Linked DNA regions of Homo sapiens: region 2 is linked to region 1. A link is a loop called in an ENCODE intact Hi-C map of the cell type or tissue named here. Cell type or tissue: heart right ventricle. All regions are shown on one strand. Links, peaks and the distances in the headings refer to the core of each region. The heading gives the core; the rest is flanking DNA.

The links. A loop is a pair of places that touch in the nucleus more often than their neighbours do. Peaks named below come from ENCODE experiments on the same cell type or tissue, not always from the same donor. Only the 100,000 strongest peaks of a DNase experiment are listed, where the experiment ranks them.
Region 2: it touches region 1 in a loop (4-fold over the local background); 7 of 110 quality-filtered maps call a loop at or near these places.

The regions. Positions count from the first base shown.
Region 1 is chr13:106,687,432-106,703,986 of GRCh38, reverse strand. No RefSeq gene overlaps it. Among named protein-coding and RNA genes, the nearest start is that of LINC00443, 42 kb to the right of the region's middle. In heart right ventricle, for the core only: no CTCF peak of the experiment used is centred there; no DNase peak of the experiment used is centred there; H3K27ac peaks cover 2,907 bases.
Region 2 is chr13:107,128,160-107,144,714 of GRCh38, reverse strand. It overlaps LOC124903205 (a long non-coding RNA gene), which reads right to left and starts at 9,662. Exons shown (of 2, transcript XR_007063862.1): 1 at 9,617-9,662; 2 at 8,741-8,981. In heart right ventricle, for the core only: no CTCF peak of the experiment used is centred there; no DNase peak of the experiment used is centred there.

The DNA.
Region 1 (16,555 bases), core at 5,242-13,241:
CATTTCCATTTGCATCCTAAACATTCAGCACCAAATAGTGCAATTACCAGTTACAGGGTTTAATACAAACCAAGGAGAGAAACATAGCAAGGGGAAAGTAAAGAAGAACAGAGATAGGAAATGAGATGGGCCGGGGGAGGAGGATGCAGGGGAAGACATATAAGAGAGTGGGGCTGACCCGGATGACAGGCATTGCCGAGCGCAGAGAGCTCTGAGCCGTCCTGGTGAGATTCTGTTAGGCCAGAACCAGATAAATGCTGCACAAGGTATTGAGGAGAGAGAAATGGAGAGATTCAAAGGTTAAAAATTCTGGTTTTCATCCTATAGTGTTTTGAATACCTATCAAATGAAATGTGTGAAGTTCTGTGGCAAAAGATGTCCAGATCTTTGGTGGGATAGTGTATTTTGGGAAACTAGAAAGTTGTATTTTAGGCAAATTATAAAAAAGCCATGCAAGAGTGTGCACTTGTACCTTCGCATGCGCCCTTTATTTTCTCTATATTTAAACCATTTCAAACATGGTAACTGCATGTTCATTTACAATAAACCAGCTGCATTTTTCTTCGGGATTAAAAAGAAACGAGTCAACATTGGATTTCTTTTTCTCAGCCCTGGTTTCACAATTCCCTCCTTCAATTCACGTACCTCTAATTGCTACCTACTTTTTCCTCTCTGCTGCCTTTTCTCCTCCCTGCTACTTTTCTCCTCTCTGCTGTCACATTCCCTTTCTTACAAGTTTAAAAAGTGGAGACTTCGGGGGAGACATGATGGAGGGAAATGACGCCCTCAGGAACTGAAACTAGAAGAAAAGCTTGCAGGTTGAAAAGTTGTGCTCCATAAGTTGCATCCACTTAAATTAAGTAAACTATAGGGTATTAGTACATATAGATGGTCTAATAATTATGCCTTATATACCTGTGTAGAACCTGTGTATGAGATTTTAAAACTGCTTGAAAATGGAATGTATATGGTATTTGTGATAACGCCGATGATATGCACCTATAAGGAATTTCCCACTAAATATGTAAGTAATTATTAAACACTTTACAATGACACTCAGTGACCAGCTAAAAAGAGATCTTCCAGTGATGTGGTAGATGATTTCAAACCAGACATTATTCCCATGTGAAATAGTATTACGTATTTACAGCCGCATCTGTCTGGTTTCACAGCTCATTAACTAGACAGTGCAAGAGGAGATTGCAGTCTTAGTGCTTGTTACATTTACTATCTAGGTCTCTAGAGTAGACACATACATCCCAGCACGAATAGTACACAGTGCGGATACCTTCAAACACCCTTATCCATCTCACATGCTGATAAATGCCTCCTCCCATCACCGAGTCCATTTACATTGTCTAGAGTCAGGGGGAGCAGAGAGCACACGAATACATGAGATGAAGCTGTTCCTTCAGAATGGGACCAAGAAGCGAAAAATGGGCTCAGCAGAGGCCGCTTTATCCCCCGTCAGAGGATACAGGCTGGTGAATATGGAATGTGCTAAGATGCATCTGGCGCAAGGTTTAATGCTGGCCAGGAGTGGGTGGGAAAATAAAGCTGATAATGATCCCGTCTAGATTTTAACGGAGAGATTAATCTTGCTTCTGATTGGAAACATGGAGTGTAGTTTTTTTTTTAGAAGGCTCTCCTGGGACATGAACTTAACGTGGCAAGGGTCAGCCACATGTGAATCATCTGCCCTCGGCTTTGGCACACACAAGCGCTTCTGCGTCGCTGGGAATCCCTGAGAAGGTGAAAGGAAATGACCTGGTGGGTGCAGCTTCTTAGGGCTGGGGTGGACAGTGCACTGCTTTTCTTTTCCCATCAGTGTCTAAATTTGTCTCCATTGTTTCTTTTTTTTTTTTTCTCTCGTACTAAAATGGGACTTTGGCCCAGTGAGGGGCAACAATGTCTTGACGGAGAACTCTGTCCGTGGACGACAGGGTCATCTACATTGTCTGAACTCCATGTGCAACAGAGATTACACCCAGAGAAAACAAAAGAACTACGCAACAGAAATGTCCACGGCCAGTAAACAAGAGAAACGTGACCTCTGTAGCCGGCGTCTTCCTGCAGTGGTTGGAGTTGGCGAAAAATAATTGCTCTACTCCCACCCTACCCCCATCATTAGCCCATCCCGCGGGAAAGAGAATCCAGGGAGCCAGGGTTTCCTAAGGCTCAAACTCCTTCTTGGGAGTGGGGTAAAGACTTACAGAAGCTACGTGAGCGGAAATTTAATCAGCACAGTCTCTTTGCACTAAAGGGTACTCAAGTGGTTTCCAAGTATTAACGTAACTTACAGTAGTTCTTCTATTATGACTGGGAGAAATCTGACTCAACATATAATACAGTGCAGTCCAGTATTTTAATTTAAATGGGATATTAGACCTAACTAAAGCAATGGTAGTACATAAGTCAGCGACCCAGATGATATATTTACTGCTGTTCCATATAGCAAATAACTTTTCATTCATTCAACAAACATTCTCCTATGCCAGGCTTTTAACTCAGCAGTGGACTTAAATCCTAGTATTAGATCTCTCAGCTCCTTTGCAAATATGAGCATTTATGGTTTTAAAAATCATATATCTCCACCAGGCATAGTGGCTCACACCTGTAATCTCAGCACTTTGGGAAACCAAGGAATGAGGATTACTTAAGGAAGGCCAGGAGATCGAGACCAGCCTGGGCAACATAGCAAGACTCTGGGCAACATAGCAAGACTCTCATCTATGCAAAAAAAAAAAAAAAAAAAAAAAATTGTTTTAAATAACCAGGCCTGATGGCATGCACCTGGAGTCCTAGCTACTCAGGAGGCTGAGGCTGGGGGATCACTTGAGCCTGGCAGTTTGAGGCTGCAGTGAGCTAGAATTGTGCCACTGCACTCCAGCCTAGGTGACAGAGCGAAAGACTCTGTCTCAAAAAAAAAAAAAAAAAAAAAAAATCCCATATCTAAAAATGTGCCATTCGTAAAAGTTAAAAGGTATGCACTATTAACTTGTTTCAGAGATTTATCGCCAAAAAAAATTCTCTATAGAAGCATTTGGTGATTGTAATTTACAAGATGCAAAGAATGCAAATATTCCAGCCTTGTAAAACTGGATCAAGTCTCCTGGTACTTTTAGGATAGCCATACATTTCAATAACCTCTGTCACTATTAAAGTATTTTGGGAAATAAAAACAGGGACCACAAAACTGAGCGTGACTCAGACATACCAGCTGAAACTTCCAATATCCTGGCGTCTTACAGCTGCTGGCCCATACAGCGTCTTTCTCCTGTGTTTGCTGATACTATCATTCCTAAAAGCAAGTTGGAAAGGCTGCTCCTAAAAAGCTGATTGAAAATTGATAAGTTGAAAACAAAGAAGATGTTTATACTCTTCCCTAAAGTGAAATTCATAAAAATTTTACTGTTGTTTTTGTTGCAATTCAACTCCTTTCATTTAACTTATTGCACAATATAATTCATGAACCGAAACAATGAGGTTGACTTCCAACATCTGGGAGAATTGAAGGAAGAAATGACTGTGTGAGCAGGAGGTGATAATCAGGGAAAGAACAAAAGCTACCAAGATGTGCTTTCTCATATCATTGTTGAGGCTCATTTCAAAATCCCACGATCAAACTTCTCATCTTCATACCATGAATCACCTTTTCTGGATACCGCGGAAGTAAAATACTTGACAATGATGGTCGTAGGTCATTTTGCATCAACTTGTGCTCGTGTGCCTGCCATAATATTCTCTCTCTTTGATTTTTACAGAGGTATGTTGAATCTGTCATCATCAGCAATTTGTAGCCTCTTGACAGTTGGTCTGTCTTTGAGATCCAGAGAGGTGTGCAGACAAATACGAGATGATAAGGCCCAAGTTAAGCAGAGGAACGAGTTTAAAACATACAACGAAGTACATACCAGAGTCATTTTACATGGGTGTTGAAAGTTAAGCAACAACACCCAAAACCAAATTCTGTTGGTCTCCTGAAATCAGGAATAAGTGGTTGAGGTGGAATGCAGGGTTAGAGAGATTGAACGTCAGCCTCTTGGGGCCCCAGTGGATTGGCTTGTTCTTTCTACATCAACTTCATCCCAGGACAGAGAGAAGTACAGACCTCAGAGGCAATGAAATCGATATAGAAAAAAATAAAACACGCAACTTGGGAGCGAATACACACCAATATTTACCTGATCTTAGGGAAGGAAAATACTTTCTTAGACTAAAACCAACAAAAGAAACGATAAAGGAAAAAACTGGCTACATTCGTCTAATGCTTACAACGTACTAGGCATTGTTGTATAAGCTTTATAAATACCAACCAATTTAATCTTTCTAACAAAGACATAGGGTGCACACTATAAATTAATCTCAGTTTACAGCACAGAAACTCGAGGCAGTGAGAGATAATGCGACTCACTCAAGGTGAGATAGCTTACAAAGGACAAAGGCAGGATTTAAACCCAGGCAGTCTAGCATCTGAGTACATACCTTAAACTCTCTGCAACCCGTGCTTAGATTTTATTGTCAGAAATGTAAACATCTATAAATTTGTTAAGCAGGAGAACATAAGAAGGCAGCGGGTTATTATCTGGAGAGTCTAGATTGGTGGTGTTCAACTCTGGATGCAGAGAAAGTCACCTAGGGAACTGAAAAAATACCAATGCCAGTACCCCCAATCCAGGCCAGTGAAACCAGAATCGCTGGGAAGGGGCCTGGCATTCGTATACTTATTAAAAGCACCCCAGGTGATTCTTGTGCACAGCCAGGGTTGAGAATGACTGAGATAGGACCAGGGAAATGTATACCATTATTTTAATTTAAAAAAAATGAACAAGGAGTATCAACAAACCAATAAAAAAAATTTCAGATGAATAATGACAATTACTGTCACATATATCAACAGAGACATATGGTTTCAAAACAGAGTATCATTCAGTTTCCATCAAAGTAACAGCCAGGCGTGGTGGCTCAAGCCTGTAATCCCAGCACTTTGGGAGGCCGAGGCGGGTGGATCACGAGGTCAGGAGATCGAGACCATCCTGGCTAAGACGGTGGAACCCCGTCTCTACTAAAAAAAAAATACAAAAAAATTAGCTGGGCGTGGTAGCAGATGCCTGTAGTCCCAGCTACTCAGGAGGTTGAGGCAGGAGAATGGCTTGAACCCGGGAGGCGGAGCTTGCAGTGAGCTGAGATCGCGCCACCGCACTCCAGCCTGGGCAACAGAGCAAGACTCCGTCTCAGAAAAAAAAAAAAAAAAAGTAACAAAAATGCTTTTAAAAATATTTTGATAGTAATGAGACACCCTGTATTAGTAAAAGAAGCATGTTAGGTCTAAAATTTGGTACACACTTCCTAGAAGTTGTTAATAAATGATACCTTAAAACACTAAAATTGATTCCACTTCTCAGGATCTATCTTAAGGAAATAGAGATAGGCATAGACATTCAGGCACAAGCATGTCTGTAACAACATTATTTATGGTGGTAAAATATTGTTAACATCAAACATCAGGAGAGTAGGTAAATAAATTATTCGTTCATTCACACAGCAGAAGGCAGTGCAAGGCAGGCCTTACACAGCTCATGTTGGTCAGGAGCTATGCCTATGATGTACTATTGGGAGAAAAAAGATAACAAAACTACACACTATATATTCACAAGTTTGTAAATCTATAATTAAAAGACTAGAAGGAGGGGCCTGGCGCGGTGGCTCACGCCTGTAATCCCAGCACTTTGGGAGGCCGAGGCGGGCAGATCACGGAGGTTGGGAGATCGAGACCATCCTAGCCAATATGGTGAAACCCTGTCTCTACTAAAAATACACAAAAAAAATTAGCCGGGAGAGGTGGCGGGCGCCTGTAGTCCCAGCTACTCCGGAGGCTGAGGCAGGAGAATGGCGTGAACCCGGGAAGCGGAACTTGCAGTGAGCCGAGATCGTGCCACTGCACTCCAGCCTGGGTGACAGAGTGAGACTCATCTCAAAAAAAAAAAAAAAAAAGATTAAAAAAAAAAAAGACTAGAAGGAAATAAGCAAAACATTAACAATAGTTATCCCCATATTAACTTTTTTCTTATCATCTCTGTAAATTTCAGCACACTTGGAGGGGCATATTCCAACAGGCTGGGTGACCACTACTCTGAAAAGGTGAAGAAGTTGCCTTGACACTGATTAAATCATTCTGCTAAGTTCCTCAGATATCCTTCCTAATTCTGAGATCCATGACTTACATCATAACCCAAGGTCTAAGGACTTTCACCCACAGTGTAGGTAGGCAGAGGTGATATTCACCATGCCAAGAAGTTTGGTGAAGTATTTGCCTGCCGTGCTTACAAAGTAGCTTACAGGCCCCTTTTAGCTATTTACATCTGTTTATATGTGTCATGTTAGTGCTAAAGGATAAGAACCATATGCAGATATTTTCAAAAGTCTAGAAGTAGGATCCATGTCATTGGGTCACATTTCCAAACAACTTTTAACATATTTATGCAAGTTATGAATGTATGCATATATGAATTAGCACTGCATTCTCAAACTGCTTCTAATTCACTTTTATATGAAAATGCTGACTTATAAGTTCTGATATTTTAGACGATTCAGACATTTGTAGGTACATTCCTCCTACAAAAGACCTTTGTGCTTGTAAGATCAGCTGAAGCTCAGGATGTCTGCACATCAAGTGTTTAAGTGTTCTCCCCATTCCAACTCGAGGTCTGGGTCTTCCAGAAAAGTCTACCTGTAAACAAGTAAAGAACAGGAAAGAATATTTCTGAGTTTAAGAGACATAAAGAAATAGGATACATACATATATAAAATATATTATCTATTATTTCTATGCATTATGAAATATAAGATTATATATTAATACAGATATACATGTATTTTTGCTGAAATATATCATTTAAATAATCTTTCCTCCTGAAGCTGCTATTTCCTTCCTGAGGCTGTGCTGCCAGTAATAATACCCAATCAAGATTAAATAGTGGTCACCAAGCACAATTCAGTAGATTGAATCCAGATAAAATGACTTGCACAGTGGGAACAAAATTCTCCTCTCTTCAACAGGAAGCTGGAGCGTAGGGAGCACAGAGGGAGTTAGACTGAGCCAGTATGTATTTTGGACTTCTTTCCATGTTAACAAATGTCCCAGTGAGAGAAAGTTCATAGCCATCGGCATAAAGAGCCTAGAGGTAGTTGTTAGTAGGCTGCCACTGGTGGTCTCTTCCATTTCAATGGACACATCTGTGAGCTGATTACTTTTTTAGACCCTGGACTCATTTGTACAGTGGACCATGAAGACACAGAGATTTGCTAAATCTCCTGGCTGTGTCTGGCTCTGCCCTGCCCCCCGAACTTGATCCTGTGCCCAAGAAGCTGAAAAGTACCAACGAGGCAATGTAGAAAGGTCTTGGTAGGCAGCAGACATGAGGCCACAGTCACACATCGTAGTCACTGGTGTGAGAGGAGCAAAGCCACCATTCCCTTTACAGGTTGTTGCTCTTCATACATCAATGAATTAAGAAAAAGGAGGGCACACCAGTCTCTCCTGTGAAGTATGGGCAGTGGACTGGAGACAGGTTTGGATGCAGTGAGGCTCATAGTGCTGCCCAGCTGTGGGATAGAGAGTGCTGCAGCAGTGGGATGGTGCGATGACAGCAGGGTGAAAGCCTGGCACTTTGGTTAAAGATGTTACGCATGTGGCTTATAAGTGGTTTCTGGAGTAACAGGAAGTCAACCACACAAGCCGGTGTGAACAAATTTGTGTGAATATGCCTCATGGGGTTAAATTCCTACCTCACATAATCACCTACCTTGGACTGACTTCTCCTCTGTGCCCAGAAATTAGGTCTGTATTTGGGAAGATGCCAAAGAATCCTAAAATTATGCCCTATCCTCAAGGAGCTTACATGGAAGCTAGAAGGATAAGAACCTTGCTAGTGACGACACTGACAACCTAGCTGTTTCTGCACCCACCATCACCATTTCTTCCGTCTCAAAGGAAAGCAAGTGTTTCCCATTCTCCCATTCAAGACTGGCACTTCCACCCACGCTCCACACAGCATGCAAAGAACTGGGCTTGCTCACCTCTTGGCCTCTTTCCCTCCTCCATATCCACCTTCTCCCTCTCTATTCCATTTGTGCCCCCTACAAAATAAGAGTGTGTGCGCAAGTTGTTTCTTTTAAAATTAAAATCCCACCCTCAATCCCACACTCCTCTCCTCTTATCCCCCTCCCTGTCCTTCTCTCACAGCCTAGCTCCTCAAGGATCTCCATACCTGCTGGTGTCAGGCTTCTCTTCCGGCCTGCAACCTTAAGCAATGTGTCGGCTGTCCCTATTGACCCCGTAAATCTACTTTTACAAAGAAAGCTTGTTGGTTGCCAAACTGAATGGACTCTTGAGTTTGCACCCAGCATTGTACTTAGTGTGCTGGACATCTTATCTCCTTAGTGTGGACTCTCCTCATCTCTAGTCTCAAGATTCCAACAGGCACCTAACTAGTTCACTTGCATTCCAGTTATGCCCCTCTATCATCCCATTCTCCAGGCTTCTGCCAAATGACCCATCATCATTCTTCTTGCCAAATACCAATCCCACAGTTGAGATCTTACAGTGCCTCCCTACTGTCCAAAAGATAAAGTAAAATGCTGTTGGTGAACATTCATTCAGTAACTATGCATTGAGTGCTGTGCTGTACCAGGTATTTTGTCAGTGCTGGGGTACAGTGGTGTAAATGGACAGGATCCCTGACCCTGTGGAGCTCACAGCTCAGAGTGGGAGGCAAATATTTGCTTATTTATGAGCAAACAAAGTGCTGAAAGGTACAATTTCAAACTGTTTTGAGGGTTATCAAGGAAACAAATGTTATTACAGAAATTAAAAGTCTGCGGAAATGTCTTCAGTAAGAAATCATGGACATTTCTCTCTGAGAAGGTGGCATTAAAGCAAGAGCTGACAGATGAAACATAGAGATCCAGGTAAGGAATCAGGGAATGCGTGATCCAGGCTCATCTCAGGCTCAGACGCAGGATGGTACTTGGCATGTCCGAGAAGGGGCGATGGATGTGGCTGGACAGTTGAGAGGTAAGAATGGCAAGAGAGAAGTTGATGGAAGTAGCTGGGGGGAAATCATTCCTGGTCTTACAGGCCTGATTGAGGAATATGGGTCTTATTTCAAGTGCTGTGGGAAGCTTTTGAAGAATTATAAGCAAGGGAGAGACACACAATCTAATTTTGTTTTTAAAATAACCTTCTGGCTGCATAATGACAAAAGGAATGTGGAGCAGAGAGGAAGCTAGCTAAAATTGGTGATAGTCCACATAAATTTCAATGGCCTAAACTATGGAGGTGGCAGTGAAGATGGAAGAAAACAGACAGGTTCGGAGGCAGGGTTGCAGCGAGGAACCTGCACAGGCAGAAGAAGGAAGGGAGGGCCCAGAAATGTCTCCTTGGAGCAGCAGTGAGTGGGAATGCCACTTCTCAGATGGAGAAAATAGAGAGAAATAAATTTGGGGTGAAATTTAAGAAGTTGGTCTTAACGATATTATTTTAGAGATGTTTCATTTGCAACCTACTGTAGATAATTAGAAATACGAGTCAGAGGACAGATCTTGCTGAACATATATAAGTCGTCTACATATGAATTGTATTCATAGCCACAGGGAAGGATGGAATCATCTAGCAAGAGGGTGGCAAGTGAGAAGAGAATAGTGTACCAAACAGAGACATCCCAATTCTTTGAAATACACTGAGAGAAGGTGACAAAGAGAAGAGAAAACAGGAGACGGTGGTGTGAGAGGAGACAAAGGAAGATGATGTTTTAAGAAAGTAATACTCCAATATGTCAGTAAGATGAGGGTTAGGAGTTAATCACTCAAGATGATAAGGAAAGGGATGAATAAAGGAAGTGACAGCTAGATCAGAAGGATGAATAGATAACTCAGGGAGGCAGAATGACAAATGGTGAGTCTGTATTGGAAACATACAGACCCTGGCGGAAAACCAAACACATAAAGATTGAAGAAAAGTATTTTCATCAATAAATGAATCAAACTGTTTTTAAAGTTATAATAAAATGTCTGCCAACTTGTATAAGACTGATATTTTATATATTGCTCTTGACATTATAAATTGATAGAAAATAATTTGGCAGTAAATACATCAAAAACTTTGACCCAGTAATTGCACTTTTGGGAATCTAGTCTAAGAAATGAACCTAAAATTCTTACATGTCCCAAGCTGTTTATTCCAGCATTGTTTATAATATTAAATAACTGAGAAAAAAATAAATAACTGCAAACCATGAAATGGTTAAGTAAATTATAGTGTATTCACTTGAAACATTATGCAGTCTAAGAGTAATATAAAAAGTATTTATGATGTAATAGGAGGTAAATAATGAACAAAAACCTATTTAAACTCTGATTGCAATGTAAAAGTTAATCTATGCTTAAGAAATAGAGACTGGAAAGAAATGCACCCAAAAAACTAGAGTAGATGTATAAGGAAGGTCGAATTATAGATTATTGTTCCCTCTATTTTTTTCTTTTCTCTTTTTCTTTCTCTCTTTCTTTCTTTCTTTCTTTCTTTCTTTCTTTCTTTCTTTCTTTCTTTCTTTCTTTCTTTCTCTTTCTCTTTCTCTTTCTTTCTTTCTTCTTTCTTTATGGAGTTTCACTCTTGTAGCCCAGGCTGCAGTGCAGTGGTGTGATCTCGGCTCACTGCAACCTCCACCTCCCGGGTTCAAGTGATTCTCCTGCCTCAACCTCCAGAGAAGCTGGGATTGCAGGCACACACCACAGCACTCGGCTAGTTTTTGTATTTTTAGTAGAGACAGAGTTTCACCATGTTGGCCAGGCTGGTCTCAAACTGCTGACCTCCGGTAATGCACCCACCTCAGCCTCTCAAAGTGCTAGGATTACAGGCATAAGCCACCATGCCCGGCCCCCTCTATTTTCTATATTAGCTGCAAAGTGGTTTGTATGACTTTCATAATATTAATACAAAAATTTCATTAAGATTTTTGGCAATATTATTCTCTTTTGGCCTCATGGATAATAATTCTGTCATAGTTATCGTTTTCAATAAGAAGGGAAATATTAATATTTATAATGTTTATATCACGGTTGTGGGATTTTTATTTTAAAAATGAATGCAAGGCTATCTGTGCCGACTTATGTTTATTGCAACTCACGTTCCTTGGTTTATTTCATTTGGAAATATGCACAGCTGTGAGTTGTAAACGTGCATTGAGTCTGCTTGGGTAGCTGGTGACAATCTCTTGTAAGGTTGTCACTTTTGGTTTGTTTGTTTTTTTCCTACTTTGCATTTTCAGTCTTCAATGCAGTTGCCCTACTCCATGAACTGCCCCCCACCTCTTTAAAAACCAAAACCTCAGACTCCTTGGGACGTGAGCACAGCCCTCACTAAATCAATATTTTAAGAGCACAAAGACCACAAAGCTGTCAGCCCTACCTGAAATCACATCCGAAAAGCAAAGACTCAGGTGGCTTCGGGTTCAGGACAGGAGATTTTTTCTACTTTCAATGAATAATCTGAGCTAGCAGAGCATGGAGGAGCTTTTTCTTGTCTCCTATTCAAAAGGACACACCACAAATTGTGTTGCACTTTTCCTAAAAGACATTCCATCTACTGTCTAATTTTGGAGAGAACCAATTTAATAATTTCAAATAAATTCAGCCTTATTTATTTAAACTAGAAATTGCAGATGGGGGAAAATAGGGAAAGAAGCCTAAAAGCAATGTTTTATATTTCTATTCTTTTCTTTTAATGCTTTATATTTCTTATGTAAGTGACCCAGGTCGGGGAGAGAAATGTAGGCATATAAGGAAAAGGGGGGAAGCACAGCCAATAAACTTGGAGATAGTAGGAAGGAAATCCATTTTTTCAAGTCTGATCTCCAACTGGTATAACAGGTTTCTCCTACATTCTCGTTAAGCTGCAACATATTATTGAAAACTCTTATGTCTCACTCTTCTTGGAGCACAAAACACTGTAATGCAATTTTAAAACATGCTTTCTCCAAGGTGAAGGCTGACTGGCTCTGTGAATAGAGCAACCAAAAAAAAAAAATCTGATTGAAGCTAAAAATGACATAAATCACATAGAACTATAATTTGCAAAGTCATTGTATGAAGTAATTAATCAAAGCATGGCTGAATTTTAGGAGTTGAGACTTTGATCTGACAAGTAGAAGAAATCTGGTGAAACTGGTGGGATCACGCCGCTGCATTAGGACCTAAAATGTTTTTCCATGCTAGTCACAAGTTTAATTACTTCTTTTTTTTTCTTTTCTGTTGACAGTCCCAAATTAAAATAAATGGACCACATCGAGACAAATCTAGGATGCATGTAGTGCTTAAGAATATATTGTTCCTGGTACAAGAATAGCTTGAAACTCATGTTTAGATTTGCTCCTTTCATTTCTTTTAAACGGTGAAAGGGTGGAGGGAGGGATCACATGGGCAATGAAAGAAAGGGACCTGATGATTGAAACCGCTACTCCCAGGGATTGCTGGGGCGAGGTGGGCATTGCCTGTTGTGTACTCCCTTTATGCACAGCAGCGTGAAGGTTTGAAAGGGAAAGACAGCCAGGGGGAAATGGAATAGACAATGCCCTGTGGTCATGCAGTGTATTAAGCCAATTCCTTTCTAAGTGCAGGTAAATCGTTTTATATTTAGTGGCAACAATTGAACATATTACAAATTAATGAGGGGTCGGAAGCTTGATTGGGGATTGTCTGCCCACAAATTTGCCATCATCGTAAAAAGAAATAGACTACTCAAAGCTTGAGGCAAGGAACTATCTGTAGACAGCAAGCTGGAAAGTCCTGGACACGGTGCACAGCCAGACCCATTTCCAGGAGGCCGTTTCAGGATTTCCTCTCAGCCTTCTCAGCCCTTTCTTGAACTCCAAGTCAGCATTCTCACTTTCTCAGAATCCATCATCTAGAGAGTTCTCATGTCACTCGACCTTCTTGTTTTCAAATTTCCAGTTTCCTAGTATTTTCCCGAGACTCATTGTATCTCATTAGACTGACTTGGAAGAGAGCAGCAGTCCACCACGATGGTAAACAGGAAGAGAGCTGCCCCGTCAGAGCCATGGGCTGCTGCCCTGTGCTGTTTAGGCTTGAGGAGCAGAGATAAGAAAGTGAATCAGTACAGTCCCATGTTGGTGAGAATTTGACCATATATAGGCTCAACAAACATTTCTCTTTTTTTCCTTTTTTTATACTTCCAACTTTTATTTTACGTTCCAGGGTACATGTGCAGTATGTGCAGGTTTGTTACACAGGTAAACATGTGCTACAGTGGTTTACTACACAGATCATCCCATTACCCAGGTATTAAGCCCAGCATCCATCAACATTATTCCTGATGCTCTCTCCCTCCTCACACCCCCGCCCCCCACCACCCTCTGATAAACCCCAGTGTGTGTTGTTCCCCACCATGTGCCCATGAGTTGTCATCATTTAGCTCCCACTTACAAGTGATAAGATGTAGTATTCGGCTTTCTGTTCCTGCCTTAGTTTGCTAAGGATAATGGCCTCCAGCTCCATCCATGTCCCTACAAAGGACATGATCTCATTCTTTTTTGTGGCTGCATAGTATTCCATGGCATATAAATACCACATTTTCTTTATCCATTCTATCATTGATGGGCATTTGGGTTGATTCCATGTCTTTGTTATTGTGAATAGTGCTGCAATGAATATACACATGCATGTGTCTTTATAATAGAATAACTTATATTCCTTTGGGTATACACCTAGTAATGGGATTGCTGGATTGAATGGTATTTCTCCCTCTAGGTCTTTGAGGAATCACCACACTCTCTTCCACATGGTTGAACTAATGTACACTCCTACCAGCAGTGTAAAAGCATTCCTTTTTCCCCACAACCTCATCAGCATCTGTTGTTTTTTAACTTTCTCATAGTAGTCATTCTGACTGGTGTAAAATGGTAGCTCATTGTGATTTTGATTTACATGTCTCTAATGATCAGTGATTCAACGAACATTTCAAACATGTTTAATTTAAGAAAAAAAAACTTCCTCCTACAAAATGCTACATTTTCTTGACAAAACCATGTAAGGAACTGAAATGTTGTGGAATGTTATGATAGTAAAATTGAATGGCACAGTAGGAACTTGGCAATTCTTATAATCAGCCCCCTTCCCAACTCACTATAGAAGCTGTTTCAAAACTTTTCAACTTTCCTCAAACCTCCTCTGACCCATTCTCTCAACAGATGATCTGTCTCTTCTTTCTTCACAGAGAAAATGGATATGAGAAAAGAGAAATTCTCCCAACTTCTCATACTAAGCCAGGCTTCTTGTGTACAATGGCACACATCCTTTTCTTTCTTTTCTGGTTTATTGGGAAGATGCGTCCCCCTTCCTAGGGCCCTGTTCTCCTGTCCTCCAGACTTTACTTTTTACGTGTCTTCAAGACTTCATTCAATCAATTACTAAATGCCACTTTCCTCCACCATAGTCCTGCAAGCATTTAGGGCAGCTTTGTAAAAACATAAATTATGAAAAGGCATCCCTTCCTCTGCGCTCATTCAGTGCTGCACCAAGGCTGAAACTTAGTGTGGGTGTGCCCCTCACCAGGCACCTTATCTGTGTGATACACACCTGAGCCTGCCCTCCCCACACAATCATGAGCAGCCACCACCTACTCCATGCCTTCAAATGCCCATGTTTTATCAGGTCTGTGTCAACAACTTTTAAAAACATAAACCATTCACACTGAAAGAAACAAAGAAACAGAGAAAGGGTAAAAGAACTACCTCAAAATCATCTCTTTCTCTGGCAAATAAAAATCTGTGTCATCAGCAATTATTGTCTACGTTTGCCTCATCATCTTCTTCATCTTCCATTTTGTCTTCAGTCCACCACAGTCTGCCTTTCACCTTGGTTTCTCTACTGAAATCATTTCCACAAAAGTCACTGTTGTGACCTTTGGCATCACTTGTGTCATTGGCCACTCCTGCTTCTCAAGGTTCTCTTGATCCCCAGCCCCTCAACACTCCTAGCTTCCCAGCCGCCTCTCCAGCTGCTCCTCCTCAGCCTCCTTTGCACAGTCCTGCTGCTATGAGCCTCTTGAACATTGGAATATTACAACTTTCTGTCCTTGTCTCTTTTCTCTTCTCATTCTACTCACTGTCACTGATTGCTCTCATTTATTCCAAGAGTGTCAATAACTGTCTCTGCTAATGACTAACTAATCTAAATCTCCCACCAACGAGGTTCCAAACTTCAAACCTTTACACCCAAGTGTCCAATGGATGTCTCTACTTGGAAGTTCTACTAACACTTCCAATTCAGCAAAGCCCAGTATGAGACCTGTTCTATCTCAGTGAATAATATAACTATCAACTCACCTGTCCTTGCCAGGAACAGGGGCAGCACCTTGATTTTTGGCTATTTCTTTCCATCTCCCCCCACCCAGCCAATCAGCAAGTCCCATTCACTGTTTCCTAAGTGCCTCTAGACTCCACCCTGCATTCTGCATATGCTCACCACTGTCTCTCTCGAGAATTCTGTTTCCTGACTGCTTTCCCCACTTCTCTTCTTGCCTCTTCCGTTCCATTTTCTAGAATTATCTTTCTAAAACACAAACACGACATTGCCCTCTGCTGCTTACAATCCCTCAAGTGCTCCTTGTTATTTAAATATCCCATCCAAACCTCCTCAGAGCAGCTCACAGGCCTGCATCATCTGACTCCTGTTCACTCTTTCATCCTGATATCTCACCTTTACCTCCTCACACCAATTTCCTCACTCTTTTAGATGTGTTTCTCAAGCACATCTTACTTCATACTATCCTACATAATGCTTCGTCTGCCTAGGACATTGGCTTTTTGATCCCCACAATACTGCAGGTCTAAGCCCTACTCTTCCTTCATAGTTCAACCTGACCATCCCTTCCTCTAGAAAGCTTTTCCTGATACCCCCAACATCCTGCCACCTGTAAGTTCAGGATAGGTGCCCATATCAATTAAGGACATTTATTGTGTTCCATTAATTGTAAATTCAAGGAAGATTCTAGCATTAGTCATGTGAAGTGCAGGGCTTTCTTTTCCCCATGTTTCATGGACATTTCACTTTGGTGTGGATTTCATTCTTGTGTGAGCTTTCACTGGGCTGCAGGAATGATACCCAGCCCAGCTTGCATCATCATGGTCCATTGTCAAAGAATTTAATCACAATAATGGGAGAACACACTAAAATAAAACCAAATAAAAATATTACTGTAGTAGTCCAATAGGTATCTTTTAAGCTTTTATCTTTTAATGATGATAAATGTATGATGCACAAGGTCCCAGATCATCCTTGAAACCATCCCTCATCACCCAAATGCGACCATTCTTTTTATACCAATCATCTGGTGGTTTCTGCAGGTTTACTATGGTCTGGGTGACAAGACTTGCTCTGAGAATATGTCAGTAAATAAGACACTGCCGGTCTTCACAGAATTGACTGGAGGCTGCAGGACCACACAAAGTGTTGGTTGTTACAGCGGAGAAAATGCTGGATG
Region 2 (16,555 bases), core at 4,872-12,871, 440 kb before region 1:
ATTTAAAAATTATTATTGCAAGAAGAAAGTATTATTTTCAGTAAGTTAGGTAATTGAGACAACTGCCCAGAAGATGGTGCTGTATGATCCCAAAAGAATGTTTTTAATCATACTTCAAGGGAGATTTAATTTCACAATGTTGATTATTCTGATTTTTCAGGAAGAAAAAATCTCCCCACCCCCAATCCCACACAAATAATTTCTCCCATAGGTAAGCATGTATTTATTTCCTAGAGCTTCCAAAACAAAGTACCACAAACAGTAGATGTTAAACAGTAGACATTTATTCTCCCAGAGTTCAAGAGGCTAGAATTGCAAAGTCAAGGTGTTGGCCAGACCATGCTCCCTCTGAGCCTCTTGGGGAGAATCCCTCCTTGCCTCTTCCAGCTCCGGCAGCCGCAGGCTTTCTTAGCTTGTGGTAGCATCACTCCAATCTCGGCCTCTGTCTTCACGGGGCCATCTTCCTCTCTCTATATCTTCACATGGTGTTCTCTTCAGATCTCCCTCCTCTTATTATAGGGACACCAATCCGCGGATGAGGGCCCACTCTAATGACCTCATTTTAACTTGGTGACATCTGCAAAGACCTGATTTTCAAATAAGGTCATATTCACAGTACCAGGAGTTAAGACTTCAATATATCTTTCCGAGGGGACACAACTCAACCCATAAAAATAATAGTATTTTGTCTGCAGTATCAAAAACACTGGTCACTATGAATAAGTATGTCAAATATTTTGTGTGAATTTTCTAATTAAAAAGTTTGGATTTGCACTGTTTTTCTTATCATTTTCCTGTGCAAATTTATGTATTGTCTGGTTTTGAAGAACTAATTTATAGACCTAATCTATAGTTTTGTTGAATTCAAATCCAGACAATGCAAAAGTTCCATTTTTTCATATATAGAAACAATATCTACAACTAGCTCTCATTAGCAATGTAATTTAGTACTGATTTGACAAGTTAATTTTTCAAATATTCAATATCAATGAGATTTTTTTCCAAGAAATAATAATAAATGCTTTAGAGACACTTGTTAATTAAACCAAAGTGATTGTAGCAACTACCCGACTGGATTTCACATGACAGGAGGTGACTCTGGAAGCTTAATTCCTTGTTCCTACCGTCATGTAAACGTTGGCTTTCTGAGAAAGATGAATTGGGCCCCAAATCTTTCCTCCCAGCTCAGGCTGACTCTTGAAATAAGATTGTCTTCCTTGATATTCATGCGGACTTTGCCAAATATCTCCTGGAAGGTAAAATCCCCTCTAGTTGAGGACTACTGCTCTTGACTGGGTTATAATCTTATTCAAGGAAACTCATTGAGCTCTTACCTGCACAGAAATGTCCCAAATGTTGGAAACAATATTACAACTCCTAACGACTTTTTTTAGTTTATTTTTACAAGAAAGATTATCTACATATATATATAGTATGTATATATAGTAAATGGATTGGCATTACTTACTGATATTGATATTGATAGAATAATATTGATATTGATAGAATAATATTGATATTGATAGAATTGCATTATTTATTGACAAACATTTCATTTGGAGTCAATTTGAAGGAGTTTTGTTTGGAGGTGTTTTGTGATTAAAATCCGAACTCTCCATTCTCTCACATATGGAACCAGAGTTAGGAATATAGTCTAAAAAGCCATAGTTGTGTCCTAATTTAAATCATTTGTTCAATAGCTACAGGTTAGATAGGCAAACAAAGGGAGGATGATGATGAACTTTAGGCAGAAAGATGGCTTTTGAAATGTTTTGAAAATTGTTTTGCTTTGCTTTATTTTTGTTTGTTTTATTTTCCTTCAGCAGAGGAAAATAATTTGGAAGAAATAAAATAACTGATCTAGTTGCGATGATTCAATAGTTTATTGTTTTGTTAACAACTTTCAAGATTGGTGCACTGCACAATGGAATCGCTGTTCATATTTTTGACAAAATAAGACCATCCTGGGCCATGGGGTGACTACTTTACACATAAATAATCAATCTTATCATCTCAAACCTAACCTTGATATTAGAATCTTACCTAATATCATGGTCCATTTTCAAGGACCAAACACTAAAATTTATACTTATTTTCATCAATATTTATCTTCAAAAATATTTGGTTGCAAAATTAACTTATAATACTATACTTAGGTATAGTTCAGACCAAATAGTTAAGTTGCATAGTAAAGCATTATTTTAAAAATTAAGTTTTTGTTCTGGAAAGCATCAGGAGGTACTGCTAGCAGGAGTTTCAAATAACAAACAGGGAACAATACAAAATGGAAGCATTACCACAGCAATTTGCAACTCAAAAAAGAATTTCAGGGAAATACAATAGAAAAATAACTGCAAGACTATTATCAAATCACAAAAATTTATTTGTGACTCTGAAGCTAGGCCAAAACAACAACAAAATTATTAGCTGAAAAATGAACAATCTACCCAAGCTATTATGTGCATTGTCCTCATGATATGAACAATATTTTACCTACCCTAAAAAATCACAAATTCTAGAAACTAATTTTTAGTTTCTTTAATAAAAATTAATATTTTCTAAAGGGTAATTTTAAATAGTAGCAGTATTGAGAATTTTGAAAATGTGCTTTTAAATAATGAATCTATTCTCCATACAAAGACAATATGATGATTTTTCCCAGTGCACTGTGGTAGAAATTGTGCTTGGGATTGTTTTAATAACGGTAGTCTGCACGTCCTGTCCCATCAATCTCCATACGAGGACCTTTTAACCAGGGCTATGCTGCTGGCCTGAGGTCAAAGTCCTGCTTTAAAAATAACACAAGAATAAACAGATTGGTTCTTTTAAAGTTCACTAAAATATATTTTTAAATTTTTAATCTGACATTCAGTTTCATAAGAAGATAAACTTACAACATCAGATAAAAATGCATTACATACAAATAATATAAAGGACTCACTGGTGACCTGGATTCAATCAGCACTACTTTTGAGGAAGCATTTTTGAAAAGAAGCTTCCTCTAAATCTCATGAAAACACATTCATATGAGGAAGGTAATTTTCTCCCCTAGGGAGCAAATGAGGAACCTATTCCAGCATGTGTGAGTGGGATAGGGTGAGAAGGTAGAGGGATACATGGATCATCTTGGACTCCAGTAATCCTTCATCCCCCCAGGGAAAAAAATAGGAGGACATAAACTATATGAGTATGTCTGCCAACCTGAACCCCCTAAAATGAGGAGAAGCTAACATTTGAGCAAGGAAAGAGCAAGGATAGGTGTGAACAGAGGAAGCATTTTTCTTGAGTCTCAGTGGGAAACTTCATTCCAACTCTGCTGCACCAGAGGCCCAGGGGCAAAAAATGCTATTTCTTCCACATTGAAGAGGCTGCCCTGGAGGATGCTGAGGGAACAGAAATTCCACCACCTCAAGTACAGAAAACAGCTGATCAGAGAGAGAGAAAAATAAACAAAACAGTTCTCTAATGAATTATAACTGATGAAACAGAACAATGACAATTTTAAATATATATATATATATATATATGAGCACTCAAAGATATTAAAGCACATAAAAGGCACATTTTTGGAATTTTGTTTTAAATCTGATTTTTTGAACTAAAAAATCATGTGCTCCATTGACTGTTTTTTTTTTTTGACTGTTATGAAGGCATGACTTCGTGGCCTAAAAGATCAAATAGGAGAGTTACTCCAAGTCATATAAAGAGACAGAAATCATGATGGCAAAGCTAGAAGACTTTAAGAATAGATCTACAAGACTTAATGAATAACAAGGTTTATTACTTAATGAAAAAATTAATGGATAGATGATAGACAATTAAGCAAATAATAGAAGAAAAAAATCCCCCAGAGAAAGAAAGATTGAGTTGGAAGATTGAAAGGAATGACTGAGTCCCAGACAAGATTGAGGAGAAAAGACAAACATCTAAGCATTGATTAAGTTCAAAGTCTCCAAACTACAGAAATAAGCAAAAATTCTTATCAATGTACACATAGGCAGAAAAAAATGAGATTTTGTATTGTCATTTTTATGTTTTGCATAATCCTTTCTACTATTTTAGATGCAACAAATAGATTTCATAATTTTAGTGAAAATGCCTAACATTTTAATACCAACTAATACAGTGCAGTGAAAGGTTAATATGTCTTTTATTACAATAGTAGAAATATCAAAACTTTTGAAGCAGGCAGAAATGACCTTATTAGCCTTGTGGCCTCAAGCAGGGTATTTATTTATCTTATTGAAGGCTGAGTTCATTCATCTATAAAGTGGGGATACTTACATTTTAGAATGGTATTAAGCATTATGTGATTGATGTACAAAAACATTTATTCATCCTGTACCATATGGAAAGCATTGTGTTATGCATAGGGCATATGTTTGTAACCAAACAAATATAATCCCTGTTCTCAAGGAGCTTGTAGACATAAACAGTAATGCATAACAGATATTATGTGAGTATACTTTTAGTTGATTATTGATTATATTACAATAAACTTTTCTAAAGAAGCACAGGATGCACTGTGAAAGCAGACTGTGGTAGGGGGCTAAAGTCAGACGTGGTTTTAAGTTCATGGGAGGCTTCCTTTAAAACATAGCAATAGAGGTAAGTTCTGAAGTTGATAGGGCTGAATATAAATTACTTTGGTAAAAGAGGAGGAAAAGAAAAGGAGCGTAGAAAAATATAGAGCCTACCAGGTAGAAGGAAGGATATGGACATAGGACTGAATATGAAAGAGTTTGGTAGCATCAAAGAACTGGAAGAAAGCTGATTTAGATCCACAAATGACAGCCCGACAGCCAAATTCAGCTGCTGTCTGTTGTTGGACAAGTGGCAAGCTAAGAATAATCTCCACAGTTTTAAATTGTTGTTAAAAAAAAGATAAATAATATTTTGTGACAGATGAAAATTATGTGAAATTCAAATTTCAGTGTGTATAAATAATTTTTTGTTGGAATATAGCCCCATTCATTTATATATTGTCTATGATTGTTTCTGCTTTGTAATGGCAGCTTTAGGTGGTTGTGGCAGAGACCACATGGCCTGCAAAACCTAAAGTACATACTTCCTAGGACTTTACAGGAAAACGTTGCCAAATCTGGAATAAATGAAATAGAAATTTGGGGCAGAGTAGAACAATAAAAGACTGATGAGGTAGGCAGGAGGCAGATCAGTATTACTGTGCTATACATCTAACCACTACTTGGAGCACTGCATCTATGGAAAAATACATTAAATACTCTAGACAAACAACTTCAATATCAACTTTTGGATTATAAAACTAGTTTTCTTTCTGAAAGTTCAAGAATTCCTTTTTTTAAAAAAAAGAGGTTTTAGGTTAAGGAAAAGTTTATAAAAAGTAATGAACATCTCTTTCCTTTCCTGGTTCCACCAAGAGAATACTTAGCTGCCCAGTGGTACAGAGAGATAATGTTATTAGCAAATGTTGGCAGAGCAATTTTTCTACTCTGAATGTGGAGTCAATTGCACTGTTATGTTATGAGGTTGTGAGCCAAAAGAAATACTAGACTGAGCCAAATGGGCCACTTTGTTCCAGGTTACTGAAATCGGAAGGGACACATCTTGGAAAGATAATAAAGCAAATTAGTTAAGAGGATATTTTCAAAGTAGCAACTATTGAATGTTATGAGTTGGATGCTTTTTTACACAGATGCTGCTTTGAAATTTCAATCAACTGTTAATTATCTATTCTAGTGGGAGAGAAAAGAAGTACAGATATTGCAAAAGCATGAATAACCCCAAGCCAGGCACGTTGACTTTGATATGCTCTCTTGTGTATTTTTGGCATCTCATTCACCTAAACAATTATATTAGCTTAATAATAAAGATTATATTTTCTGGGCACTAAGAAATGATGGCAGGGCAAAATCACTTAGAAACAGAACAGCTTGAGAGAAGCTGTCCTTGAATTTAAAGTGTGCTGTCATATGTGAGAGTGAGCAATGCCTGGAAATGTTGGGGGAGAAGTGGAATATTGATAGCTGCTCCTATTGGCCACATGCAGAGGGCACCAGTAGGCCACATAAGAACACCATCTGGAGTCACTGGTGAGTGTCTTTTGCTGAAGGCTGCAGAAATTCCTGCAGCCTAAATTTCCCCGTGAAATCTCCATGTCCCAGTTCCAAACTGATGTCCTGATTCTCATGCCTCCCCAGTACTTTTATGCATGTAGGGCAGATGCAGGAACCTTTTTGGCAGTAGATAATAGGTACTAGGACATAGCAAAAAATAAATAAATAAAAAGAAAGAAAATGTAGTGTGTTAACTTGGCCATTACAGAGTAACATCTAGTTGTACTCTCCTCTGAAGGAACCAGGTAGCAGAAAAGAGACACTTAATAATCCAGCCCATGTAATACAGAAAACTATCATCCTTTTCCTAAGTGAGATAATTAATAGGGTGAGACCAGACAGAAAAAAAAGCCATTCGCAAAAGGGAAATGTGGCAGACAGACTCTTAAGGTGGCCACCTGTGATCCCTGTCTCCTGGTAGTCACCATTTGGGCTAATCTTCCTGGAATGTGTGCATCTGTGGGGGCAGGAGTTCTGTGCTGTCCTTCTAACTACACAATAAGGAAAAGGGGATGGATAGATGTGCTCACCTACATGTGGTTACAGTGTGACATCCTATATGATGAGAGTAGACATCTTGTTTGAGCTCCTCACCCCCATGCTGGTTTTGAAAACGCAAGCTGCCTGTTGTAGGTTGCCTGTGTTGGGAGGCCTATAGGCAAAGAGCTGAAGGCAGCCTCTAGGAGGGGAGAGTGACCTCTGGCCAACAGTCAGCACCAAACAGAAGTCCTCAATTCTATCATCCCAAGACCTGAATTCTACCAACAAAAGTAGACCTTTTCCCAGTTGACGTTCAGTAGGGCAGCTCCAGCCAACACTTGATTGCAGCCTTGCGAGACTCTAAGCAGTGAACACAGCTAAGCCATGCCTGGCTTCTAACACAGAATCGGTGGTTATGTGGATGTTTACTAAGCTGTTAAGTTTGGGGTAATTTGCTACACAGCAGTAGAAAACTAATACAGGAAGAAATCCTAAACATTTAATTCGGGCACATTGTGAGGGCCTAGATGAGACACTAAGGCTTAAAGTAGCATTTCCTAAATGTGTCCTGAAGAACAGACTTCAGGGAACATGTATGTTCTTCACATACACTGTACTTTTAGTATGTGAACCTTCTGAGAACTTTTGTGTTAAAAAATCTGCTTAACATTTAAGTTAATGTCCAAACTATTTGAAAAATTATTATTTATCCAAAGCAGTTTAATGTGTATTCATGTGTTTATTTATAAATTTACTTATTCAAATGTATTTAGTCATAGCATCCTAGTGTGTATTAGCACCCTGAATATACCAAGAGAGGAAGTGCTGATTGAAAGAAAGACATTGAGATACAAAGTAAGTACTGCATCTGACTATCACAGTATGTATGTATTTATAATGGCTACGAGTACTGTGGCTTGGGATTTCTATTACTGATTGCAATGTAGATCTTTAAAAAAAAAAAAGATAAAGTAAGGGTTTGCACCCCCAATTTAACTTACAGTCAGAGAATAAAAGTTTTTCAGTGGCTTTAAAAATGTCTTATTACTTATAGCCACTGTTTAGCACGTGACAGATTCCAAGCAAATATTATATTAAGCACATTGAATTCACAGCCTTGTCAAATTATTTAAGTGGGTCTAGAAAAGGGATTAGAAATGAGCAGAACCTTGAGATTTTGGACCAGGATGAAAATGAGAATCTTAAAACCAAACCCTGTTGAGTCTTCTTTTGCCATCATAGTTACCTTTTCTTCTCTTGCCTGAGGAAACTGGTATCCCCTTGCTTAAAAGTCACGTGAGATCTCACCAGAAGCAGTTCTGTTGCATGGAGTCATCGCCAACTATCCTTCCTCCAGAGTTATAAATACAATCATCTTCAGTACACTTCATGTGGAGGGATTACAAAGTTTTTTTCTTAGAAGGGACAACTTGTACACCCAAACTTTGCTGAATCAGGCCAATTTATATTGGCAGAAAACTAGAAAACATGTGTGGAAATGAATGCTAAGATTGCTAGACAAGGAAGCCAAATATAATGTTGAATCAGACCAAATGTATTGTTTTGGGCATACTTTCCTGAGAATCTGAAATTAATGCATTAGTTCAAGCAGCAGAAAGTAGATGAAAAGTTTGTTTGCTTCAGTGGTTGAACCATGGACTCAATGTTGTGTACTGAATTTAATGTGTCTGAAATTCCAGAACTGATATAATGTGGAGAAAGGAATGTAACATTTTAGAGGGATGGTAATGTTGGGGTAGATTATTATAAGCACATTTTTCACCTATTCCTTTTACTCTGTCACCTGACAGGGTTCAGAAGACACTTGGTCTTCTGAAGTGTCTTGGTTTACTCAGATATTAGAAAGTGCATAGGTGAGAACAGCATTAGTATCTTTAGAAAGCTCTTTGGAAACTGTTCTGTAACTGTTTTATAGCTGGGGATAATAACGAGAGATATAGTCATTGAAATGGGCTCTAATTTTAGTACAAATGATGAACCCTGAGTGATAGGGGCCATTGGCAATGCTTAAGTGCAAGAGAGAAGAGGGTACAATTATGGAAGTGCCAGCAGGAGCATAGTGTCAGAGTGTGTTGATCCAAAGGCACCAATAAAGGTGATTCATTGGTCATGTTGCCCCAAGGAATTAAATAGACAGTGGCATATTAAAATGTTAATTGATTTATTTAACCACAAAATCTCTTAAATTATGGCATGAATACCTACAATAATATTTTATGTCCTCCCAACTAGCAGACAGAATTAAGTCTGTTCACAGAGGCAGATCTTCTTGGTTGAAAGTGAGGTTCAACAGCCTAGAGAATGTTTCCTTTGACATAGCCACAATAAATAGTGTATTTTACAAATCTTCTTCCTACTCATTTTTTTTGTCAGAATGGCTGTACACTGGAGAGAGAAAAATGAGAGATGGAGAGATTACTAGACACCAATTCTTAGTTGACCTTAATTCCTGAGAACTCAAAATATTACTGAGGGGTACTGCTGGAAGTGAAGACTCCTATCACCTCTGAGACAGTCTAAGACCATTTGACATTTATTTGAGTGAGTCTACAACCTTATTCTGGGTTATTTCCCCAATTCTTAAATGAATGGCTGGACTAGACAGAACATATTCTGGAAAGAAGATTTCCTCACATTGGTTCTCTGGTCAGGAAGTGATGTTATTAAGGACAGAAGGAAGCAAACAGGAGCCCCTGGAACTGCTTTGTTCAATAAAAAGAATAAATCAAAAGCAATCTCACATCCCTAGAGGAACTACAGAAAATAAGGGCACCAGTGAAAATTTCAAATACACTCAGGCGGGGATTATATACACATCTACTTTTAACTCACTTGATCTGTCCTAAAAAAAGCTGAATGGATCCAGATAATCATGGGGATTACTATAAACTTTTCCAGGCATTGACCGTAATTGTAGTTATTCTTTCAAGTATAATATCCTAACTTATAATATCCTGTACATGGTTTATGTTTTCTTCTAAACTGACTGGAAAGAACTAGCAGAAGCAATTTACTTTTACCTGGGAAGGACAGTAGTGTACCTTCACAGTCATGCCTCAGAATTATGTCATCTTCACTACTCTGTCATAATATAGTCCAATGGGATCTTGGCCAGCTTGTTACTACACAGAACATTCCAATGATCCACTGCGTTAGTGATATCATGCTCATTGAACCTGGAGATCAGGAATTGGCAAGTAACCTAGAGCCGTAAGACACATGTACACCAGAAGACGGGAGGAGAAATGAAGTTTGAAAACAAAACCCTGCAATAGCATATAAATTTCTAGTACTCTAGGGATATGATATGTTTGGCTATCCCTTCTAAAGTGAGAGACAAAGCTTGCCTCCTTACAGCCTATCACTAGGAAAAAATCAAAATGTTTTCTGGGACTCTGAATTTTAGAAACAAGTTACACCAGGTTTGGGTATGCCCCTATAACCCAGGAACCAAGGAATAATTAAGGCTACTTATTTTGAGTGGAATTCAGGGCAAGAAAAACTTTTTCAGTAGCAAGGCTGCAGTGTGAGATGCTCAGCTACTTAATCCAAAGTTGATCTATCTATAGAAAATCAAACTGCAACATGAGATGCTCTATGGGATCCTATAGAAGAATTACGGGCAAGAACCTTGGTATTTTGGAGCAAAGCAATCTCCTCTTCTGCAAATAGCTATTACAGTTTTGAAAAGGGTTTTTTCTTGTTACTTCAGCCTTGTAAACATAACAAATTGTTTTACCCTGTAACATCAAGTTCCCATTCAACCATGCAAAAGTTTATGTATGCATGCACTGCATACATACAACTTTTGGGTCAAAATGGTTCTGCTAGCATAAGTTGCACCATAAATGGTTCAGACCCCCATGACACTTATTCTGGCTGTATTGATTCTTTTATTCAATCCCATCTGTGGACTAACGAGGCTTTCCCTATGATAAGTGGACAATGGAGAAAAACATCCTGCCTGTCTTACATTTTCCTGGCACCAACTAGACTGAAATTCTGCCCGTGATAGTCGTATCAGGGTGGCCTTCAAAGAGGATGATAAAAAAATCATTAAATTCCATTTTATACCATACCTGGAGGGAGAAAAAGCCAAAGTGAAAAACTTATGCTGATTTATGAGAACGGTCTAACAATTTGGCTTTCGGGGAATTAATATGAATAAGAATGAAAGACCAGCAGCGAGGGAAGCTGGAGAAGAAGCATTTAGAAGGACCTCTCAATATGCACACAGAGTGTACAGATATTTATGTCTTATGTGGATATTCATCAAGTAGCATCTGCTACAGAGGGAGGGTTCCATCAGGTAGACCAGATGACCCATCCTGTGGGTCAGCCTCTTTTCCCAGCCACTCCAGTGTTGTCACAATGGGTCTATACACAGAGCATCTATGGTGGCAGGACAACACTAGAACAACAAAGCTTGAGAGTAGGATAGGGATGGTTTCCAGGAGGAAAATCAGGCTCCTTTTATAGCAAAAGAATGGATGCTGGCCAGCAAAAGTAGCAGGTTTTCATTACTCATGGAGTTGAAGATAGAGTGGATCTGCCTGGGAGAGCAATGAAAGAAAACTGCTGATGTTTGGCAGCAGGCTTAGAAAGCAGCCCTCTGTGGACAGGAGACTAGCAGGGAGCTCCAGAAGGGAAGAGTTATTTGGGAAAATGGGACATGATAGAATAACGTTGTAATGGAGACTTTAAAAACTTGAAGCTCTTTTAAAGCTAATTGGTATAAGAAAACAGCAATTAAATATCAGGAAAAAAATGTATACAAGAAAGGAAAAGCAATCGTATTATACTAGATGGCATACGATGAATAATTTTTTTTACTCAAAAATATCAAATGCATATTGAGTTTTAATTGAGTTAATTGAGAGAAAACTCAGCTGGGTGCAGTGGCTCATGCCTGTAATCCCAGCACTTTGGGAGGCTGGGGCGGGCAGATCATGAGGTCAAGAGATCAACACCATCCTGGCTAACACAGTGAAACCCGTCTCTACAAAAATACAAAAAATTAGCCGGGTGTGGTGGCGGGCACCTGTAGTCCCAGCTACTCAGGAGGCTGAGGCAGGAGAATCACTTGAACCTGGGAGGCAGAGATTGCAGTGAGTCAAGATCGCGCCATTGCACTCCAGCCTGGGTGACAGAGTGAGACTCCATCTAGAAAAAAAGGAAAGAAAGAAAGAAAGAAAGAAAACTTCTGGAATACTTAATTATGGTTATAGAATAGTATGTTATGTAAATGTTCTCAATGTTCACATTGTGTGCTGAAATGCCCTGTGTGGTGAAGGTGGTAGTAATATGAAGGAGTGGTCAAAGGAAGTGCTAATGTTATCTTATGACATGAAGAACCGAGAGACATTATTTTTATTGGATGGATGTTGAAGTAAAACCATATGTTACTATAAATAACAAAGGTAAGAAATAGAAACTCAAAATTCTGTATGGTTATAATATGAATAGGGAATGGAAGAGGTGAGGTAGCATGGCATATTCCTCACCAATTATGACAGCAAGTTAAAAAATAATGACCAGGACAGGTGCAGTGGTTCATGACTGCAATCCCAGCACTTTGGGACGATGAGGCAAAAGAATCACTTGAGGCCAGGAATTTGAGACCAGCCTGGGCAACATAGCAAGACATCTTTTCTACAATAACAACAAATTAGCTGGGCTTGGTGGTGCACGACTATAGCCCAAAGATTCAGGAGGCTAAGGCAGGAAGATCCCTTAAGCCCAAGAGTTCAAGGCTACAGTGCACTATGATCACACCACTGCACTCTAGCCTGGGTTACACAGCAAGATTCTGACTCTAGTAATGATAATAATAATAACAGTGATGCATCAAATTTATAAATACAGAAATAGGAGAATAAAGAGTATAAAAATGTAATATAAACATCAGAAGAAACTTTTCAGAGTTTATGGTGGTTCTTACGAAGCAGGTAAGGTACAGGACTTTTACCTTTTGGCATGCTTACATTTTAAAACTTGAACATACACTCTAACAATATGGAAATTAAAATAAAATTAATATGTCTTGTTTTTTACACCCTTGAGTTGTATCCTAAGATTATGTTTCACTGTTATAAAGTGAAACATACTGATGGTAAGCACTATCAGGAGAAAATCACATAAGGTGCTCAAGGAATATAGTGAAGAGAGACTCTGGATGGAGGATGACTAGAAAAGTAAAGTTTTGAAGAAAGAATAGGTTCATAAGCAAAGACTAAGAAAATCTGTGCATTTGGAAGGTGCAGGGTGTGTGCCATGACTATGGCAATATCATCAGTTGAAGTTAAGGATTCTAAGATTGGTAGAGTTATTGGGAGAAAAAGATGGATGTGTAGTTTTTGGCCAAATTTTCAGCTCTTTAATTCTTGGAATAGGGACATAACATTTATGTCAAACAGATTGCAGCTCTTTTGGAGTTTTTGGCGAGATAAGATCAGGTTATAGAGAGATAAATCTAGGAACACAGTGTAGCAAGAGTGTAAGAAAGTTTAAAATGGTAAGAGTTCGGAGACTGGTGGTCTAGGAGTTCTTGCACAATCTCAGGAAAGAGGTGAATGAATATAAGAAAATCATGAATTGCCAACATTTATAGGATCTTCATAAGGACCAAGGATTCCATGAAATCTTTATCTGGACTACCACATTTTATCCAGAACCCTAAACATTCTACTATCAAACTATCCTTATTTATAGATGATGAAACGGAGGTTTAAGTAAATTAAGTAATTTTCACCGAGGTCATGTCACTAAAGTGGAGTTAGAATCTGAGCTCAGGCAATGGAACTCCAGAGACTGAGTGCTTAACTGGTCACCATAGCCTTCTCACACCTGAAATAAGGCAGTGTATTTGGCTATGAAAACCACAGCAACGAGCCCAGATTTTATTCCAAGCATAAGGCAAAGGCATTGGGATAATATGATGAGATTTACAGTGTTGAGAAAAGACTCTAATGTGGCACGAGTGAAAGTCAGTTGTTAAGGGGTCAATTGTGTCCCCTGCCTCATATTCATATGTTAAAGTCCTAACTCCCTGTATTTCAGAATGTGACTGTGTTTGGAGTGGGGCCTTCGAAGAGGACGTTTAAATGAAATCATTACAGTAGGCCTAAAATCAATATGACTGGTGTTCCTATAAGGAGAAGAGATTAAGTTGCACACAGAGGGAAGACCATGAGCAGACATGGGGAGAAGACGGCCCCCTACAAGCCAAGAAGAAAGACTTCAGAGGAATCAACCCTGCTAAAATCTTGATCTTGGACTTCAAGACACCAGAAATGAGAAAATAACTTTCTGTTGTGTAAGCCACCCCAGCTGTGGTACTTTGTTATGGCAGTCCTAGGAAACTATGCACCACAGGCTCTCTCACATGTCTTTTACAAAGGCACTAATCCTATTCATGAGGGTTCTGACCTCATGACTTAATCACCTCCCCAAAGGCCTCACCTCCTAGTAGTATCCCACTAAAGATTAGGTTCCAACATCCAAATTTGCAGGGAGGAGGGGACACCAACATTTGGATGATAGCACAAGTGGTAGACAAAGCTTGGAAACAGTTATATTGGGAAATGACTTTCTTAATGTTTACACTTCATAATATGCTCTTCTCAGAAACCAAAAATGTGAGTGTCGATGAGGGCTTTGGCTCATGGTCAAGGACAGAAAGAATGAGAAAAAAATGGCTTGAAGATATGTTTCTAAGGTCAAGCCAGCAGACCTGGTTAATTAATACAATGCGTAGGTGAGAGGAGAAGAAACACGGATGAGCCTAAGCTTAAGCTTTCTGAAGCTGAATAAATGGAGATGGAGTTGCCTGGGAAAGGAGCAGGATTTCAAATACCAGAAGACAATGAGATAGAGAGGAGCAAGAAAAGTTAGCCGTGGAAAGACACAGTGCAATGCATTCCACTCGTGTATCTGAAAACAGAGAACCCATGAACGATAAGACAATAAACTTGAGTGGAGGGAAGGACAATAATCCTGTTCCCTTGCTTCTCAGAATGTGAGTACATTCTCTGACTGAGGACAGTGGGATGAGTTACGGTTCTGGGGGTTACAGAAAATTTGACATGTTTAAAATAATCAGACTGGTTTTACTTATAAAGCACGGGCATCAATTAGACAAAATTCACCATAGTTCATGAGAAAATATTGTTTAGAGGTTAGAAGCACCCTCATTAGAACCACATTACTGAGTTTGAATCCTGAATGCAGCGTTCCTTAGTTATGTGCCCCAAGGCAAGTTATAACTAAATCCTTATGTTCCTTGATTTCTTTATCTGCAAAGTAGGTGATATAATACTACCTACTTCATGAGTGCTTGTGACAGTGAAATGGGATTGAAGTATTTATAAAAAGACTTGGTATATTTAAAGGCTCAATCAAAATTAGTTGTTTTTGTTATCATCATCATCATTATCATTAAGGATAAAAAACTGACGACACAGAAAAGCAATTTTACCTATCGAAGATACCTAAATTGGAGCCAGAGTTCATTAAGACTTCCAAGAGAAAATCTCAACAGAATTTACATGGTACTTTGCTAACAAATATTCAAGAAACGCTAAAATTAAGTTAATCCACTGATTCCATTAAGTACTATATTCAGGATAATCTTGTCACATAAGTCTTCCTTCTTCAAAGTCATGGCACCACTGTCACAGTAATGATGCCTTCCATGTTATTAAGGAGAATAGAAATTCATAGAATGGTGCCAGTCACACAGAAAAGTCTCTTTTCTATTCTCAGACCATTGACTTTCCTATCATCCACTTCTTTTCAGCAAATGACCTCACTTCCTTCTTCTCAGAGATGAGGCAAGTCATCATAGGGGACCATCTTTGCTTTCTGTCCCCAGCAATGATCACCCTCTTGTACCGAAGCTCACACACAGTGTCTTCCCCTCGTTGCAAGGAAAGATGTGTCTGTTCCCGCCTGGGATGATCTCCATCTGTGCTCAGGACACTGTCCGCTCCTGCTATCTTCAGGGACTTTCCTCTCGAATTAGGTCATCCTTGCATTGCTATAAAGGAATACCTGAGACTGGGTAATTTATAAAGAAATGAGGTTTAACTGGCTCATGGTTCTGCAGGCTTTACAGGAAGTATGGTGACAATGTCTGCTCAGCTTTTGGTGAAGCCTCAGGAAGCTTCCAATCACGATGGAAGGCAAAGAGGGAACAGTCAGGTTACACAGAAGCAGGAGCAAGAAGGAGAAAGAGAGGTGTCACACACTTTTAGACAGCCAGATCTTGCGAGAAGTCACTCACAATCGCGAGGACGAGGAGATGGTGCTAAACCATTCATGAGAACTCTACCTCCATGATCCAATCACCTCCCACCAGGCACCACTGCCAATACTGGGGATTACAATTTAATATGCGATATAAGCGGGACATCTATCCAAACTATATCACCTCTCTTAATAGTTTTTTCTTGTATCTTTTGCTTTTTCTTCTCTACTGGATTTTTCTAAGCACAGCTTAAACATTCTTCACATTCCCACCTTAAAATAACCACTTGACCCTACTAGCTACAGCTCCCTCTCTCTCCACTACCTTAAACAAGCCTTTTTGAAGGGTTGTCTGTTCTTGCTTTCTCCACCTCCTCTCCTTCCGGTGGCTGCTCCAGCCCCTGCAATCCACCCTTTGCTTTAATAGAGTGTATCTCATTGAGGTTACTAATGATTTCCTCATTTATGTGATTAGGCTTTCTGTCTCCACTCAAATCTCCTCTTGAATTTTAATCCCCAAGTGTTTACAGAGGGACCTGGTGGGAAGCACTTGAATCACAGGAGTGGTTTCCACCATGCTGTTCTCATGATAGTAAGTGAATTCTCATGAGATCTGGTGGTTTTATAAATGGTAGTTTTTTCTGCAGGGACACACATTCACTCCCTCCTGCTGCCATGTAAGATGTGCCTTTGCTTCTCTTTTGCTTGTCGCC